Regions from separate parts of the Homo sapiens genome. Here regions 2 and 3 are each linked to region 1. The links are chromatin contacts, found by Hi-C in ENCODE. All regions are on one chromosome and are shown on one strand. The core of a region is the stretch at or near the end of the contact, and the rest is flanking DNA. Distances in the headings are between cores, read along the strand shown.

Evidence for each region. Hi-C counts contacts between places; a loop is a spot of excess contacts on that map. Pooled maps may share reads with other maps.
Region 2: a loop to region 1 is called in a map of CD14-positive monocyte, with 10 times the contacts of the local background. The contact joins the promoter of XPC here to the promoter of OXNAD1 in region 1. A Hi-C loop is called at or near these places in 1 of 168 maps with a recorded cell type or tissue (CD14-positive monocyte), 2 of 37 single-sample maps with no recorded cell type and 11 of 50 pooled maps.
Region 3: a map of B cell shows a loop between it and region 1 (14-fold over the local background). The contact joins the promoter of CHCHD4 here to the promoter of OXNAD1 in region 1. A Hi-C loop is called at or near these places in 2 of 168 maps with a recorded cell type or tissue (B cell and ascending aorta) and 14 of 50 pooled maps.

Annotation. Positions count from the first base shown.
Region 1 is chr3:16,263,711-16,267,729 of GRCh38, reverse strand. It overlaps OXNAD1 (oxidoreductase NAD binding domain containing 1), which reads right to left and starts at 2,518. Exons shown (of 9, transcript NM_138381.5): 1 at 2,225-2,518. It overlaps DPH3 (diphthamide biosynthesis 3), which reads left to right and starts at 2,787. Exons shown (of 3, transcript NM_206831.3): 1 at 2,787-2,961; 2 at 3,501-3,575. The coding sequence starts at 2,854. RefSeq lists an enhancer at 2,646-2,955.
Region 2 is chr3:14,177,074-14,181,295 of GRCh38, reverse strand. XPC (XPC complex subunit, DNA damage recognition and repair factor) reads left to right here and starts at 2,695. Exons shown (of 16, transcript NM_004628.5): 1 at 2,695-2,830. The coding sequence starts at 2,728. It overlaps LSM3 (LSM3 homolog, U6 small nuclear RNA and mRNA degradation associated), which reads right to left and starts at 2,479. Exons shown (of 4, transcript NM_014463.3): 1 at 2,415-2,479. The coding sequence starts at 2,435. RefSeq lists enhancers at 2,386-2,435, 2,536-2,885 and a silencer at 2,936-3,055.
Region 3 is chr3:14,122,572-14,126,119 of GRCh38, reverse strand. It overlaps CHCHD4 (coiled-coil-helix-coiled-coil-helix domain containing 4), which reads left to right and starts at 1,250. Exons shown (of 3, transcript NM_001098502.2): 1 at 1,250-1,465. The coding sequence starts at 1,444. TMEM43 (transmembrane protein 43) reads right to left here and starts at 1,068. Exons shown (of 12, transcript NM_024334.3): 1 at 915-1,068. The coding sequence starts at 926. RefSeq lists enhancers at 434-723, 156-890, 824-1,023, 891-1,625, 2,394-2,493 and 1 more and silencers at 1,214-1,773, 1,784-1,833.

The sequences.
Region 1 (4,019 bases), core at 1,269-3,768:
ATAGTAGTAAACAAATAACAAGATAATTATAGATTATGATGAGTATGATAAAGGGAGTAAGAGTGATGGGGTAGGTGGGGGAAATATCAAGAAAGACATCTCTCCAGTGATGACACCTTGGCTGAGATCTGAATGATGAGGAAAAGGCGGCCAAGCAAATGTTAAAGGCAGACAACTCTGGCAGAAGGACTAGCAAGAGCAAAGGTCCAACACAGAAATAAGCCCGGCATGTTAAAGGAACCAAGGCCAGTGTGACTGGAGAGCAGTAAGCTGGTAAGAGTGAAATGAGATGAAGTCCAGCAGTCTATAGTAAGGGTAAGAATTTTATCCTAAGGGTAATGGGAAGCAACTGAAAAGTCTGAATCAATCAGGAGAAGGACAAGACCTAATTTATATTTTTAAAGGACTGCTCAAGTTGCTGTGGGAAGGATAACAGAGGGAGAGGGGCAGGAGTGGAAGCAGGAAACCCAGTTAAAAGACTCTGGTCTAAGATTATAATAAGGTAACAGCTACAGAGATGGCAGAAGTAGATGAACATGACATATATTTTGGAATTAGAGCCCCAAAACTTGCTGATACATTAGGCAGGGTGTGAGAGGACACTGACAGAGAAAAGCCAAGAATGCCTCAATAAGCATAAATGCACTGAAATTAAGTAAGTTCAAAGAACAATCATGACATCTGTCAATTTAGAATCTTAGGTGTCACTGAGGAAGAAAAAGGGCTCCTCTTGCTCCAACAGGCAAAGACACCTTAGTGGTAAACAAGTAGTATACACAGAGTATTTGACCGGAAATCAGCGGAACTGGGCTCAGGTGTGACTCCTTCCTGCTTTCTAATCTTCAGCAAGTCTCCTCTTGCCATTTTAACATTACCCACGCCACCTCACTGGATTACTGAGAGGAATAAATAAAATGTCTACCAAAGTACCTGGCAAGCAACAGTGTTACTAAAATCAATCCTAATACATTGACCCCTTCTCTTCCTTGTCAAACAACCTAGAGAGGTGGAGGTTTGGTATTGCCAATAAACAACTCCTTCTGGCCTGATATACAACAGCACTCATCAAATATAGTTTGCATTATACAATTATGACCTACTTCTTTTTTTTTTTTTTTTTTTTTTTTGAGACAGCGTCTAGCTCTGTCGCCCAGGCTGGAGTGCAGTGGCGTGATCTCAGCTCACTGCAATCTCTGCCTTCCAGGTTCAAGAGATTCTCCTGCCTCAGCCTCCTGAGTGGCTGGGATTACAGGCACACCACCACACCTGGCTAATTTGTGTATTTTTTAGTAAAGACGGGGCTTCATCATGTTGGTCAGGCTGGTCTCGTATTCCTGACCTCGTGATCCGCCCTTTTAGGAATAAATGTAAAGTTTAGTAGTCATTGTAATGTTTTCTTCAAAAGTGCACAGGGATATATTATGTATATGTGTTACGTAAATGTAAACTAAATGTTATATATCATTGCTGAACCAAGTAAAGCTCATAATTTCCGTGCAAAAGTGGAACATTACATCTAAAAAGGATCTTATATCATCTCTACTCCAATCCTTTCTTAGAAGAGGAAATAAGGCCCAAAGAATGTAAATATCCAGTTGCCAGAGGTAATCAACAACTCAAGATTCCGATCCCAGATCTTCTCTCGAAAGTGCTTTTTCACTACAATGCATTTCTTCTCTACTAAGATATTAAAATGCCTAGTAATTAAGTAAGACCCAATGTAATCGGTTTTACCAAAACAGGCACTAGCACTGCTTTCAAGACAAAAATGCCTTTTATCTGCATTTCGCTTCAAGGCATACATAGGCCTCACACTGATAAACCTGCCTACTGACACCATTTCTTTCACAACGAAAAAACTGGTACTCACATAAGTAATTTGTTCCTGGGCTTTGGAGACAGACAAGCTCTTCATTATTTCCCAGGTGTATGATTTTAGTCAAGATGCCCAACTCTCTGTACCTCAGTTTAAAGATTAATAAAATGGAATAACATGTAAACTCCTAGAGTTGACAATTCCACTTAGTGCAATAGCTGGCACATAACTTCCCAATAATAAAAGGTGATGTTATTACTATTACTAAAAATCATCGTCGTTAATAATGTTATAAGCCTGGCAAACAGAAGACTAGAACTCAATCCCTGCCTTCCAGGGCTTGGTCCTTTCAGCAACACAATTTAGGGTATTTTAAGGCGTCTGGGGTGAGGAAGAAGCGGAATGTACCTGCAGCCAGGAATTAACAAGCTGACCGTCGCCCTGGGCTCAAGGTCACTCGGTGAAGCGAAATTCTACGGGAACTGTTCGTCCGTCACCAGGAAGGGAGGTCGAGGAGGCTAAGCTGCTCTCGCCTCCCCACCCCGCCTTTCCCGAGGGCCGGGAGGCTGCTACCTAGCACCTGCTGCAGCCTTCAGCGGGCTATTTAAGGCGTTAAAGCAGACGATAAGAAGCAGGGAAACTTTCCCCGCTGGCACCTAGCTTGCAGACCCGGCCACGTTTAGTTGCAGGCGCCTGGAATACTCCGCGGTCCCAGACGTGACGTAGCAGCGCGGGCGAGCCCCACATTCTATTGGTCGCTGCCGCCCAATAGGAGGAGCGGTGCGCGACCCCGCTGAGCAAGCTTTCAGTCTTCCCAGTGTCTCCGCCCCTAGTTCAGCCATCTCCATGGTGACCGCTACCGGTTATCCATTTGGCCGCGCAGGGCGGAGTTGCGTCATTGCCTATGCGCCGGAAGGGCTAGTCCTTGCCCGGCGCGACCTGATGATGCCGAGCCCAGGCCGGTTCCGGCGAAGTTAAACCCTCGGAGCTGGCCTCGGACTGCTGGGGCGTTACCCCTTCGGCCACCCCCGCTGACCATGGCAGTGTTTCATGACGAGGTGGAAATCGAGGACTTCCAATATGACGAGGACTCGGAGACGTATTTCTATCCCTGCCCATGTGGAGATAACTTCTCCATCACCAAGGTAACTTCAGGGTCCCGCCCGGCGGTTCACCCAAGCAAGCGCAGTTTGGTTCCGCCCGTTCCTTCCATCATTGGGTAGCCTTTGCTGCGCTGTGTCACCCACGCCCTCTTTCCCGTTGCTGAATCTTCCTCCTCCCGCGTCCCCCCACCCCAACTAATGCCCTGAGCTCTCTCGGTAGGCACGCAGTTCTGGCCTTAGATTAGGTCAGGGAGAGGGTGGCGGAGAGCCTCTGTCTCTCTGCCCGATCCCTGCCTTAGGGTCCCAACCTGGGATATTTCTGTCGAGGAGGGGACTCGTTTTTTGTTTCCCAGGGCTTTTGGGGCGACCGAAGCTCGCCTGACCTTCCTAGGTGTTTCCCCTAAGTGACGCTTCTAGGGGAAAATGATGTCGGCATTTCTCGCTGAAGGCCCTGGGGTTCTCACCCACCTTGGGGGGAAGGCAAGCCACCAAGAGACTTGCATCTAGGGGTGGGATAGGTTTGGGGGAGGAGATGGCGAAGAGAAGCTATCCTGACCACATGGTATTTGATTTCGTTGTAGGAAGATTTGGAGAATGGGGAAGACGTGGCAACGTGTCCTAGCTGCTCTCTCATTATAAAAGTGATTTATGACAAAGTAAGGGATATAATTTTAAAACGGGGGAAGGGTATTGTAAGTCAGTGGCAAGGACTTAGATCAGCTTGTCAGTGATGAGTGCAGGAGAATGTTTCATTGTGCTAGGTAAAGTGCGGTATTTTTTTAGGCAGGTTTTAAACACCATTGATAAACAGCCGAATAGTAAATTAAAACGTTTAAAGTTCAGATTACGTAATTTATTTTAGCTTTAGAGATAAATCTAGCTTTAGTGAAAATTATTATTTATTAAATAGAAAGTATATAGATTATTTTAGTGGACAATTTTTTATATTTCTCTTCTATTTAATATGTAATTAAAATTGTTTAGAGCTGCTAGACTTACTTTGAAGGGAACAATTGTATGGTATTTCGTGCTGGCTTATACACAGAATTCTGCATTATCTTGTTTGAGATATAATTCCTAGGTGCAGCTTTACAATTTCA
Region 2 (4,222 bases), core at 1,446-3,945, 2.1 Mb after region 1:
AAATAATCATGACTATACTTTGTTCCCTCAAAATCCAAACTGCCTGACCCAATTTCAGGGCATAGGGTCTCAGGGACTTTAGCTTTATCTCAAATATTATGTAATCATTGGAAAAACACTCACTTAATGCCTACCATACACTAGTCAGAATGCCAAATAGAGGTGTAGGTTTATGGGAAGATTATGAATTCAGCACAGGTTGAGTTTAGGCTGCCAACTGGTGAATAAGATAAATATATTTAGTAGCCAGTATAGAACACTGGTTGAAAGCACTGGCTTAGCCGGGCATGGTGGCACATGCCTGTAGTCCCAGCTACTCCAAGGGCTGAGGTGGGAGGATTGCTTGAGCCTGGCGAGGTGGAGGTTGCAGTGAGCCAAGATCGTGCCACTGCACTCCAGCTTGGGCAACAGAGTGAGACTCTTGTCTTTTTTTTTTTTAAAAAAAAAAAAAAAAAAAAAAAAAAAAAAAAAAAAGGCAAGCAAGCACTGGCTTTGGAGTCAGGCAGTCCGGGTTCAACTCCTGGCTGTGACCTGACATTTATGAACTGAGATTAAAAATCATGCCATCTGTAATTCTCAGATTCTTCATTTGTAATTGAGAAAGCCACAACCTTCTTTCTGGGTTCTTATGAGGATTAAACTAGTTAATGCATTTAAAAACAGTGCCAGGAAAACAGAAAATATTAATATTTAGAAATGGTTCCTATTGGCCGGGCGTGGTGGCTCACGCTTGAATCCCAGCACTTTGGGCGGCTGAGAAAGGCAGATCACCTGAGGTTAGGAGTTTGAGACCAGCCTGGCCAACATGGTGAAACCCCATCTCTACGAAAAATACAAAAATTAGCCAGGTGTGGCGGCACGCACCTGTAGTCCCAGCTACTTGGGAGGCTGAGACAGGAGAATCACTTGAACCCAGGAGGCAGAGGTTGCAGTGAGCTGAGATCACGCCACTGCACTCCAGCCTGGGCGATAGAGTGAGACTCCATCCAAAAAAAAGAAAAGAATAGAAAAAAAAAGGAAAAGAAAAGATTCCTATTAATATTATATTATTACAGAACTGCTGGAAACATTGGTTTTAGAGGTCAGGGCTAGGATGACTTGGGGTCACCCACATGGAAGGGATGGTTGCAGCCGCTAAGAGTTAGAAAGATTATTCAAGGAGAGCTTCTTCAGTAAGTACACAAGGCCAGTGGAGGAAGGTAACTGAATTGGTAACAGGCTCTGAAGATTCAAAAGGCCTGATGAGAGAAAAAAATAACCTAACTCAACTGGTCCCTATGTCCCTCAGTTCAACAAGTGTTTGTTAAAGGATCAGATAACCAACTGTTAGATTACAATGATAGAGAAGTCACAATCCCCACCCTCAAGGAGCTCATTCTACTGTGGAGAGGCATACAAATAATTATAATACTGTAAGAATATGCACATGAAAAAGCCCTACTGCTACCTAAGCCTCTGTCTGGGATGCCCACTGTCTGCTCTTTTCATCCTGTAGCTTTAAATATTGGCTTCTCAAAGAGGCTTCCTCTGATCATCTAACTCATTCACTCAAATATTTTTTGAGTGTTTCCAGCACTGTTCTAAACCCCAAAGACAAAAGAATGAACAAAACAAAATCCCTGCTCTTATGGCATTTACATTCTAGTGGGGAGAGATTCACATTAAACAAAGATGCATACATTTAATATGAAAAAATAACTCTCTATGAAGAAAAATGAGGCAGGGTAACCAGAGTAGCGGGAGTGCTATTTGGGCAGAAGTCCTCTCTGAGGAGGTCAGATTTCAGTAGAAAGTTTAAGTTGTGGCATGATCTCCAAAGATATTTGAGGAAGAAAAAGACCAGGTGAAAAAGCTTCTAGGACCATCTGTTATTCTGCATACCAGTTCCTTGTTTCCTTCACAGCACATCACAGTTCCTGGAAGTCTTACATATTTATATTTACTTTTATCTGTTCTCCTCGCAAATATAAGCTCCAAGTAATGGCAAGGATCTCTTATATGTCGATGTCAGTGTCCCTGGCCCTTAGAACAGTGCCTAACCATACAAAGCTGATGTTCACTCTATCTGCTGAATGAATAAATAATTGTTGCGCTCACTAATGATAACAACTCCTAACTTTATTACCTGGCTTTCTATTGGAATCCTGACAGCTCCATGAGGTAGCTAAGGATAATAATCTACAGATTTAAAAAAATGAAGCGAAGAGTGTGAGAATAGTCATCAGGTGGGCTTCTAACAGGAAAAGGTCTCAGGGCCTACGGCAAAATTCGGAGGGGGGGTTACGGAAAGGACAGGGTGGATTAGGCCATGGTGACTTGGAGAGAGGAGGCACGACTGGCCATTTTTCCTGAGTCTGGAAAAAGCAGCCTAGTACAAGAAGCTCCTTCGAGCGACCTCCTTAAAATACACTTACCTGGTCTACGTCGTCCGCCATGTTTCAAACCCTGCGCCCTTTCCCGCCTCTCGCGAGAACACAAGAGCAACGTCAATCTCCGGAAACGTGAGGATACAATACACCGGAAATAGAGAGAAACCTGTTGTGCTCTTTCCTGCTTCCCGCAGTTTTTTAGTGGCCACGGGTATGGGGTGGAGCTTCCTTTAGGGGCGTGACTAGGCCTCCAACGAAGGGGCGTGGCCAAGCGCACCGCCTCGGGGCGGGGCCGGCGTTCTAGCGCATCGCGGCCGGGTGCGTCACTCGCGAAGTGGAATTTGCCCAGACAAGCAACATGGCTCGGAAACGCGCGGCCGGCGGGGAGCCGCGGGGACGCGAACTGCGCAGCCAGAAATCCAAGGCCAAGAGCAAGGCCCGGCGTGAGGAGGAGGAGGAGGGTGAGAGCGAGGCCCAGCGGGCTTCGCGGGAGACGCCGCCGGTGGGCGGAGGAGGCCCAGAGGCAGGGCGGGAGTCCAGACGCGGAGGCCTGGTGGAGGTTGCTGCGCGCGTTCCGCGCCGTGGGGGCAGCCCGGCAGGCTGCGGCCGGCCCTCCCCGCTGTCCCCGCGTCTTTGTCCTGCGCACCCAGAGCGGTTTCCCGCGAGCTTCGCCCGATCCAAGCTCCTGCGTAGCTTTTTTCCCGCTCCCCGTTGTCCAGAGGATACAGATGTTCAGGGTTGAACTCGGAGAAGGCAGTTATTTGTGTCCCAGGAAGACAGACGGACGGACCAGGACGTAGAGTGATGCAGTGTGCTGACTCCCGAATGATAACTTCAGCTGAGTCTCACCCAGAGTTCCACAGTGGGATCCCACCTGACTTCCCCTCATGGATATTTGATAGGCTTCTTACATTTGTCATGGGCAATGCAGAACTCATGGTTTTCCTCTTTAAATCTATGCTTTCCTCCGTTTTTCCAGTCTCAATACTTGTTATAAAGCAAAGCCCACCTTTTTCTTATGTCCACACATCCAGTCCGTCAGCAAGTCCAGTCAGTTCAGCCTCAAGAGTGTATTTCAAATTTGTCCACTTCTCTTCATTTCCATGACCACAGCCCCTGTCCAAGTCATCATCACCTTTCAGTTGAGTGACTGCAGTTTCCTCTTTACTGGCCTCCCAGCTCTGCATCCAGCAACCCAAATAATCTTAAAAAAAAAAAAAATCATGCCCTGCTCCTGCTTTAAACTCCCCTTGGTTTTCCATTGCTCTTAGCTTAAAATCCAGTTGTTTTATCCTGGCCTACAAGATACTACATGTTTTGGCTCTTGCTACCTCTCCTGTTTCTCTTACCACTTGTTTCCTTGCCAGATACCCTCCTTATTGGCCTCCTTTCTCTTCCTCAAATATGCCAAGTTATTCCTTGAGTCTTTTCCTTTGATGTTCCTTCTGCCTAGAGTGAACCCCCCATGGCTTTTACCAGGGCTGATTTTTTCTATTTCTTCAAAACTCAAGTTAGACATTCCTTGAGCAAACTAAGGTGGTCCTTCCCAGATACCCCGCGGATACTAAAACCTGTGATGCTCAAGTACCTTATATCAAATGGCCTAGTGTTTCCATGTAACCTATGCACATCCTCCGACATACTTTAAATCATCTCTAGATCACTAATAATACCTAATACAATGTGGATACTATGGAAATAGTTGTCATGCTGTATTTTTTAAATTTGTATTTTTTTTCCCGAAATATATTCATCTGTGGTTGGTTGAATCTGTGGATGCAGGGCCCGTGGATTGGTAGGGCTAAATGCTAAATAAATATTTTATTTATTTTTTATTTTTTTCGAGACAGTGT
Region 3 (3,548 bases), core at 1-2,500, 2.1 Mb after region 1:
GAGAGGACGCTTGGGGACAGAGGCGGTGTCTGGAAATAGGGTGTGACAGGCAAGGGGAGAGCTGCTAGGACACTCTACCAAAGCAGGAGGGAGGGTGTGTCTGGGGCTGGCTGGGCTCCTAAGCGGGCCCTAGAAGCACTTTCACAGAGGAGGGGAGAGGTGAGTCACCAGCTTCTCCCACACCCAGCGCCCTGGTAGGAGGCGCTGCTTGTTGAATGAATGTTGGGCTTAAATAGTTTCCCGAGAAAGGCTAGTTGCAGGGAGAAGAGGCCTTGAGGGAACAGCCCTCAGCCAGGCCTCCTCCAACCAAATCCTTGCTAGGGGGAGGAGGGGCCCCGACAGTAGAGAAATGCTCCCTCTCCCCCAACTCCTTCGCTCCCAGCCCAGCCTAAGCTTTTTGGAGCATCACAGACTCGGTTTACAGAGACTCCCTAGGGCGGAGAGCTCTCTGCCCGCCTGGACAGCCCTGTCTGTCCATTGCTGGACAGCTCCACTTGGGCTGGATCGCCTTCCTCCCTCCCAAGGGACTGGCGCCCTCTCTGAGGTCGCGTCCAGCTCTCATAATGCGCAAGTTTCAGGGCCCCAAGGTACAGGAGGGAACTGGGAATGCAAGGAGGGGCCGCGGAGAGGCGTACAAGCAGATCCCAGTACGGGAGCAACACCTCCGAGTCCGCCTCCGCACGAACGCCGAGGACGAGGCGAGCCAAGGAACACGGACAAAAGAAGCCTGGACAGGCCGCGAGATGAGCAGAGGGATGAGCTGGCGAAGGCACAGACACGGCGAGCAGAGGGAGATGCGGGCCTAGCCGCACGGAGGAGCTCCAGGCGGCGAAATGGACCTAGAGGACCCCGGGGAAAAGCCCCAGGGCGACGGGGAAGCCTGGGTGTGGCCCGGCTGGCCCGGGGATACTCACATTCGCGGCCATGGTGGGACCCGGCTCGCTGCCGCCGCCTCGCGCTGTTCAGCTAGGAAGTGGGCTGACGACTGGAGCGTGGTGTCCAGCGGCCTCTTGCCAGCCCCAGCTTCGAAAATCCGCGTGGACTCCAGGGCCAAGCGGGACTTACTGCAGTTACCTCCCCCTGTGCCCAGTGTTTCTGCGCATGCGCGCGGCGAGACGTCCTGGAAACTATACGGTCCGGGACATTGCAGTACCTCATTGATGCGCCTGCGCACTGCAAAGCTTTCGGGGAAATGTAGTTTCTACTGCCTGGAGAGCTGTCGAGGAGCGCGCGACCTGCTGGGAAATGTAGTTTCCGGCTGAGGTTGGCCTGGCCGCGGTTGCGAGGGCGCCGAGGCAGGCGCGCGGCGGGCAGGCCTGGGAGGGGGCGGGTCCGCGCGGGCTTCGGAGGAGCCCGCCCTGCCAGAGGAGAGGGAGGTCACGGCGTAAAGGTGCAGCTGCCGCCACCGCCGCTTCTGCAAGGTCTCAGGGACGGGCTGCAGCCATGTCCTATTGCCGGCAGGAAGGTAGGGAGGGCGGGCTGCCACGGAGACCGGCCTACGAGGGCCTGCGGGAGACACGCGGGCCCCGGCGCCCCGCGACCACGCCGGGCGCGGGCCACCTGAGGCGCGGCCCAGGTGCCCACCCTGGGACACTCGGAGGCGGGCCGGCTGGGGGGTCGCTACTCCTGTTTTGCGGATGAGAAAACCGAAGCTCTGGGGGGAACGGGGCTGGTCCAAGGTCACAGTGAAGCCCGAACCCTGACCTCAGAGGGGCCTGTGCGTAGGAAGTCGTAAACTAGGTCCGGTTGGGGCACGGGAAGTGCCGAGCACGTTGCGTGTGGCTCGAAACTGGGAATGTATGGTGGTTAATTATCACTACCGCTCCTGCCATACCCCACGTGTTTACATTTTGCACGCGCCTTTAAAAGGCGCGTCCCGAAAAGTTGCCACTCGGGGTAGCGTGTGCTGTGCTGGAGTGCTAGGAGTTCCACTAACGGGAATGTTTTTGAGCCCCCTGCTACCTGTCAGGCACTGTTCAAGGAAACTTGCCTGGCTTGTCTCACAGATCTCGCTGCGACCTTTGTAAGTCAGGCTCTGTTGTTGGTCACATTTTACTGAAGAGTAAAGTTAGACACAGGAGACATGGCTAAAGCCACTCAGCCAGCAAATCGTGGAGCTGGGGTTTGAGCCTGGGCATTGTGACCCCAGAAGAGCCTTATCCAATCTAGTGCCCAGTGGATTGCAGGGAGAACCCTGCCTACCTCCCACCCCAAAGTTGAGCTCCGACCACCTACTGCTTCCTTGATGTTACTCTACCCAAGAGCTCAGAAGTACCCGAGCCACAGGTCGGAGGGCCTCCCCACACACTGCCACAAACTGGCTCCTTGGCCCTGAGCTCCCACCTAACCCCTCCAGGCCCTGGTATCCAGTGTTGTAAAATGAGATGTTGGGCTTCATTGATACGGCAAATACTCATGAAGCACCTTCTCTGCGCCAGAGAAGGGGGATGGATGGTTATAAAACTACAGAGAGAGTTGGAAGTCCCCCAGAAATTCTTTGGTGAATACTCCAGCTCCGTCAGTTAATTCAAGCAATCTGAAGCCCAGAGAAGGAGGTGGCCTACCTGTAGTTACACATCCAGTTAGGAGACTAGCTCAGCCTAAAATTCTGAGCCTTTTCCCTGGTGGCGCTGTCTGCTTCTAGAACCTCTCCTCCTCTGGGTCGTAAAGCCATAAGACTCACTCTTTAATGAGTACTATTATATTTCCGCTGATTACTACTTAATGTGTGCCATAAGCAAAAGTCCTCTGCCCTCACCACTCTTGTTTTTAATTTCGAGTCTTTCTCTAATTTACTTCATTTAGCAAATAATTTTTGAGCCTTTGGGTATAATGAGGCTGTGCTGATAAACAAGACCCTCCTCTTTGAGGATTTACAGGAGGCAGTTTTCTCTGGAAAGGGGAGGCTAGGTCCATCTGCCTCCAAAACATGGAGCCCTATCTTTTCCTGCTTCAAAGATCTCTCTTAGTTCGGAGAGGAGTGAGAATTGAAAGCACTCACTTATAGGCCTTCCTTAGTATTTATCTTGTGCATACCACTGTCCCCGTAAGAAGTCCCTAACTTCCCCCCCTCCGCCCCCCACTGATCCTTTATGCTTCCCATAGGATTTTTAAAAAATGATCCCAAACTGCTTACTGTATCAGAGCTTATGTGATCTGGCCCTGTCTGCCTTTCCAGCCTGGTCTCTTCCCACCCTTTTGCTGCCCAGCCTCTAGCCTCTTGGCTATTCCCTTGGTTTGGTATATCCTGCCTTCAGCTCTTCCGTGGCTGACTCCTCATCCTTTAACATTTAGCTCCAATATCACCTCCTGACCCTTTGTGTCTTTCACATCCTGAACTGTCTGAAATGACCTTTTTTATTTTTTGCCATCTTACTTCCTGCCTGTCTTCTCGCACTAAGCTGAGAGCATCAGATGGGCTGTGGAATCCCCAGCATCTAGCACAGGGCTTGGTGTACAATGGGTGCCCACATCTTTATTGAATCATGCATTTACCTGCCCTCTGTTCTGAGTGAATCACTTGCCTGTACAAGTTTATTTCAGGGGTC